Linked DNA regions of Homo sapiens: region 1 is linked to region 2. Evidence: read pairs that join two places in POLR2A ChIA-PET (ENCODE). Cell type or tissue: Caco-2. All regions are shown on one strand. Each heading gives the region's core, and the rest is flanking DNA. Links, peaks and the distances in the headings are about the cores only.

The links. ChIA-PET counts read pairs that join two places held together with the same protein. Peaks named below come from ENCODE experiments on the same cell type or tissue, not always from the same donor. Only the 100,000 strongest peaks of a DNase experiment are listed, where the experiment ranks them.
Region 1: POLR2A ChIA-PET joins it to region 2 with 6 read pairs; 2 of 35 experiments call an interaction of 5 or more read pairs at or near these places.

Annotation. Positions count from the first base shown.
Region 1 is chr22:32,614,485-32,617,393 of GRCh38, forward strand. The region is part of intron 6 of SYN3 (synapsin III); the gene reads right to left. Among named protein-coding and RNA genes, the nearest start is that of SYN3-AS1, 41 kb to the left of the region's middle. RefSeq lists an enhancer at 1,651-2,150. In Caco-2, for the core only: no CTCF peak of the experiment used is centred there; a DNase peak (open chromatin) is centred at 1,484.
Region 2 is chr22:32,711,416-32,714,324 of GRCh38, forward strand. The region is part of intron 6 of SYN3 (synapsin III); the gene reads right to left. Among named protein-coding and RNA genes, the nearest start is that of TIMP3, 89 kb to the right of the region's middle. In Caco-2, for the core only: no CTCF peak of the experiment used is centred there; no DNase peak of the experiment used is centred there.

The sequences.
Region 1 (2,909 bases), core at 149-2,648, 97 kb before region 2:
TCTTCATTACACTATATTGGGGTCTCCCCTTGAGTGGACAGGGGGATGAACCCTGTCTGACCAGTGGTGGGGAGGTGGGGACTCACAGGTCACCCAGAGCAGCAGAGCTCCTTCATCACACAAAGGAGGAAACTGAGGCCTGGGAAGCAGAGACTGTGGGCAGGTCCCATTTCTAGTCATCATCCTTCAATCTCCACTTCATTCTGCATTTGTAGCTATTATTAATGATATACAAAAGGCCGAAGGCATTACCTCAACTTTATAAATAAGGAAACTGAGGTTCAAGCTTGTCAAATGAAGCTGTGAAACCCAAGCCTTAAAACTCAAGAGCGGGGCCCCCTCCTCGGAATCCAGAAGTAGTTTTGTTCCATCCCCAGTCTTCTGCACTGGAAAAAAAACTTTATGAAGCACATACTGTGCTGGCCCCATGGAAACAGCCCCTGACTCCAAGGGACCTTTTATTCTGCAAATTTCAGACAAATGTTCCAAAAAAAAAAAAATACTGCCAATGGGGAAGAATAATTGGAAAGTAAAAAATTACCCCCACCGTGGTTGGGAGCCGACAGTGGTGACACTCTGCTAAGTGCTGATGTGCGTTTAACTCCTTTGATCCTCGCAATGACTCTTTGAAAGCTACAGATGGGAGGCCGGGTGCGAGTGGCTCATGCCTGTAATCCCAGCCATGGGAAGAATCCCAGACTTTGGGATCCACCGCTGAGGTGGGTGGATCACCTGAGGTCAGGAGTTCGAAACCAGCCTGGCCAACATGGTGAAAGCCGGTCTCTACTAAAAATACAAAAATTAGCTGGGCATGGTGGCAGGCGCCTGTAATCCCAGCTACTTGGGAGACTGAGGCATGAGAATCCCTTAAACCAGGAGGCGGAGGTTGCAGTGAGCTGAGGTTGTGTCACTGCACTCCGGCCTGGGCGTCAGAGCAAGACTTCATCTAAAAAAAAAAAAAAAAAAAGAAAAAAAGAAAGAAAACTACAGATGGAGAAATGGAGTCAGGGAGGGAACAACAGGGGCACAGGGTCGCAGTAAGTGGCAGGGCTCGGCTCCATCCAGCTCTGCCACATTCTGGAGGAGGTGGGAAAAGTCACAAGGTGGGAACGCCACTGCTCTCAGTTTAGGGAGTGGGCTTTGAGGGATAGCACGCTCTAATAAGGGAATCATACTTGTTCTAAGAGGCTGGCCATGAAGCAGTTTTAAACCCACCCTAGTGTGTGAAACATCACAGCAGTGCTCAGAGAGAATAACACAGGCCGCTTTTTCCCACCTGTCTGCAGGGAGTAGAGATTTGGGAAGAGGAGGGCTGTTTTGGGGCTCGTTCACAGCACGGCTGGGCCAGAGGAGGTCTTCCTGGGAGAAAGGGCATCCAGGTACGACAGGGACAGCTTCTCAGCTGCAAAGTGGAGGGAATGCAATGGGGGCGGAGTCTCCCTAACTTCTGTGAGTGAACGTGTGGGAATGGATTGGCTGAAAGCCAAGCTGCAAGATCCTCCCTAGGTCACAACTGGCCTGGCAGACGGAGCCTTCCTAGACACCTGAAGTTCCCAGGGAATGCAGGATGCCAGGAGTTCCCTGCAAGCTGCGAGGAGAGAGGGGCATTCCCCTGGACCCAGCCAGGAGCCGGAGTGACAGCACTGAGTTTCCGTGTAGAAGCCCCCAGGGAAGGGTGCAGAGTTCGCAGGGCCTGCTCTCCTGCATGGGGGCAGGAGGTGGGGGGCAGGAGGTGAGGGGCAGCAGGAGCCTCGAGGTGGCGAGCTGGTCCATGGTCCTTTACTGCAGGCTCAGTGGCCCAGGACCAGCCAGGAAACTTCCAGGGTCTCTGACAGAGGGGAAAACGACCAGGGCCCAAACACGACTAGGGCCTTATGCTAAGGACGGACATGTCTCTGGCTGAGGGGCCCCTTTGAGGGAGGAGTCATTGCTGACACCTGGTGATGAAGGTCACAATTGTTCAGTGTCTCCTTGTGGCAGTCGGGCCACAGTAGCCGCACAGACACAGGGCACTGAATCCACACGAGAGGCCTGTCATAGTGCTGAGTATAATAGCATCCCTAGTTCACAAACAAGACCACTGAGACTCAATTCAATAGCTTGTCCAGGCAAGGCTGAAGCCAGAATCCATGCTTGGGGACCAGATCGCCTCTCTGGGGGACACAGAAAGGACCCAGACCCTACCCTCGAAGGGTTCCCAGGCTGGTGGGGGCAGCAGATCTGTAAGCAAATGATTTCAACTCAGAAATATCAACATTCAGGAGAATTACGAAGAAAAAATGCTATAGAAGCAAAGAAGAGTGAGTGATGACCTGTGGAGGACAGGAGGTTGTTGGAAGAGGTATCATGGACAGTGCATAGGGGAAATTTGCACTGGGCTTTGCTGGTCATGCAGGAGTGTGCCCAACAGAGGAAAGGACGTTCCAGGCAGAAGTGGCCACAAAGGACACAAGGCCCAAAGGTGTGAAAGTGGTTGGAGGATTCAGGAAACAGGGCCAACCACAGGGATGGAAGGTCAATGGAAGGCGCTGCGGGAGGGAAGGGCTGGCCAAGGCTTCACGTTTAAGAAGGGCCTCAAATAGAGATTCCTCAATGGTCTCTCCAAATGAGGGCAGACATACAATCACTACGCCGTGTGTGTATGGATGTGGGTGTGTGTTAAAAACATTGGCTTGTTAAACGTGCACATTAAAGCTGTACCACAAATTCAGTTATTCTGCCCCCAACAAACTTGGAGCCTCAACAAAAAAAGAAGGACCCTCCTCATCTGTCAGAAATACATGCTGAAGTATTTTCAGATGAAAGGACATGGTGTCTTGGATTGGCTTTAAAATAATCCAGTGTGGGGTTTGGAGCGGGGATGGGTGGGGACGTGGAGGTGATGAGATTGGGCACGTCCTGGAACTGGG
Region 2 (2,909 bases), core at 232-2,731:
CCAATAAAGTTTAAACACCAGCCAAAGTGATGGGGGAGAAGAAGCTGAGGGTAAAGAAGAGGAGCTGTTTCTAAGCAAGAGACAGAGAGAGGGGCAAGCAGAGTAATTGTGTTGTGTTTATGGAGAAGAAAGATTCTTCAATGTTCCTGTCCATCCCAAGGCTCTCTTGCTGTCCTTCTCCAGATTCCTGTGCACCTGTACTCAAAATAACTGCCTATGCCTCTTCCTTCTTATCAACTTGCTACCACTGGAAGAAATCTCAATTCCTTGCAAGCCAAGAGGTCTATTCAACACTCCTGGGTATCATCCATCACTTTCACCCTTGCCAACCAATCTGATTGGCCAAAATGGACTTCTTACCTAATTTTGTTAGAATTTGCATTTCTTGAATAATACCAAGTTCAAACATCTTCTCGGAAATGCTTGCTTCCAGGAGTTGGTCTGTGGGCCAGGGGCAGGTGGAGAACGAGGTACAGGGCAAGACTCGCTGGATGGTTTGATCAGGTGTCTGATGCCCTCTTTTCTTAACCTCAGTTTGACAACCTGCCTCAGCTTTCCAGCACTGACTCTGGCCTGGTGACCTGAGGGTGGTCCTATGGGCCACAGCCCTACATCTTGGTCTTTCTGGCTTTTTAATCCCAGGCTAACAACCTCACGAAGATTAAACCCATCTCTGCTGCCGAGCAGGAAGAATTTCACCTTGACTCCTCAATTGAGGCTGCCTTTGTCCTTGGTCTTTCCCCTGCCACTTGTGCTCTTTAGTTTTCTCATGGCCACAGGCTCCTTATCATTTGGGTTTCAGCTCAAATATTAGCTCCTTTGAGAAGGCTACCCTGACTGTCTCAACTAATGTGGCTTCTGCTTCATGCACTCTTCCTAATATTGCTGTTTTATTTTCTGTATGGAACTTATCACTATTTCAAAGCATATGATTCATTTTCATTGTTTGCCTCCCCCACCAGATACAAGCTTCATGGGACGTGTCTAGGGTGTCCTGCTCACTGTATCCCCAGTGTGTAGGACAGTGCCTTGCAGGTGAGCTGCTACTGACTGCTTGACTGAGCTAATTAATTAATGACAGACAAAGAAAATTTGCTGCAGCAAAAGTGGCTTGGCCTCTTGTCATAATCAGCCCGAGCGGGGATAGCTCACAAGACCATGTGATTTGGGGTTCTGATGTATTTCCCAGAAACTCTGTTGTGGCATTTCTGCTTGAAACTTTCAGTGGCTCTCCACTGCAATTGAAATACCAGGGCTGGCAGGGCTTGACCTCTGTTCATCTGCTCAGTGCCCTCTCCTCCCCTTTGCCCCTTTCTCACTCAGCTTCAGACCCACTGGCATTCTTTGAGATCCTTGAGTCAAGAAGCTCTGTCTGTCTCTGAGCCTTTGCATGCACTATTCCCTCTGCCTGGAATGTGCGAATCCCTGTTTTATCTGCAGTCCAGAGAAACTTTCTGTGACCTTCATACCAAAGCTTCTTCCACTGGGCTTGGCCTCTATCACTTCCACTTGCTCACTTCCTTCATTGCACATGCTGTGATAGTTCCTTATTCATTTGCTTTTAGATTATGTGCCTCTCCCCATTCTCTTCCCCATGAATTTTAAGTGTCATGAGTGGAGACACTGTATTTTTTTTCCCTTTTTTGGTCTATCACTGTATCGTCAAACCCAGGACAGATGCTTGGTCATTATTTATTGAATGGATGGATGAATGAATGAGCTATTCTAAAATCAAAGCCAGCCACTGTAATAGGCCACCTCTAACATTTAACTGACTCATGGTTGATCATTCTGTATATTAAATTAATTCAGTTGCCAGAAAATGTCTGCATTCAGTCATCCTCAGGGGTACACCAGAAAGTTATAGGCTTAAGAATAAACACTGTAGGCTTTGTAGAAACTGTTTTATGGGCTTTAAGCTTCACCTACATTTTAAATTTTCTGCCCCTAGTTCCTCCGTGGTCAGGTACACTTTCAGAGGCTTGCTTTGCTTCTCATGCAAGCCTTCAGTGGGCTCCAGCATATTGCTGAAGATCATGTGGGTTCTGTCTTTGGGTCATTTTAACTATCCTTGCCTTGGTGGCCTGTGCCTCCATTCAGACTTGACAATATGTCCTAGAAAACAGATATCCCGGCTGGGCGCGGTGGCTCACGCCTGTAATCCCAGCACTTTGGGAGGCCGAGGCGGGCGGATCACAAGGTCAGGAGATCGAGACCATCCTGGCTAACACGGTGAAACCCCGTCTCTACTAAAAATACAAAAAAATTAGCTGGGCATGGTGGTGGGCGCCTGTAGTCCCAGCTACTCGGGAGGCTGAGGCAGGAGAATGGCGTGAACCCGGGAGGCAACGCTTGCAGTGAGCCGAGATTGTGCCAGTGCACTCCAGCCTAGGTGACAGAGCAAGACCCCGTCTCAAAAAAAAAAAAAAAAAGAAAACAGATATCCCAGGGAGCACCAAATCTGCATCAACACCAAAGGAAACCATGCCAAAGAAAATAAAATGCTACTGTACAAATCCCCTTGGAGTGACCTTCCCAGTAACCCAGTTATGTGTGACTACGAAGGAGGGAGGATTCTTTCCAGATGAGCTTGAGGAACACAGAAGGAACTATGTGGCTTGATTCTGTACACAGCTCAGGACAATGGTCTCCTTGCAAGGGGGAGCATCTTTTCCTGAATGCCTTTAGCTGATAAGGTTAGCTTTTCCATGGAAAAGTGGCCAAGCCTCAGTTGTCCAAAATGGGTTTGGATTTCAGCTGAAATCATATCTGTTTAGGCAGTGAGATCTGAAGGCCCCTCATGCTAAGTGGAAAGGGCATTGTACAGGAGCCAAGAGACCCAGACTCTAGTCTTATCCAGCAACTGACAGTTATGTGACTGTGGTCAGGTCACTTCCACTCTGTGGACC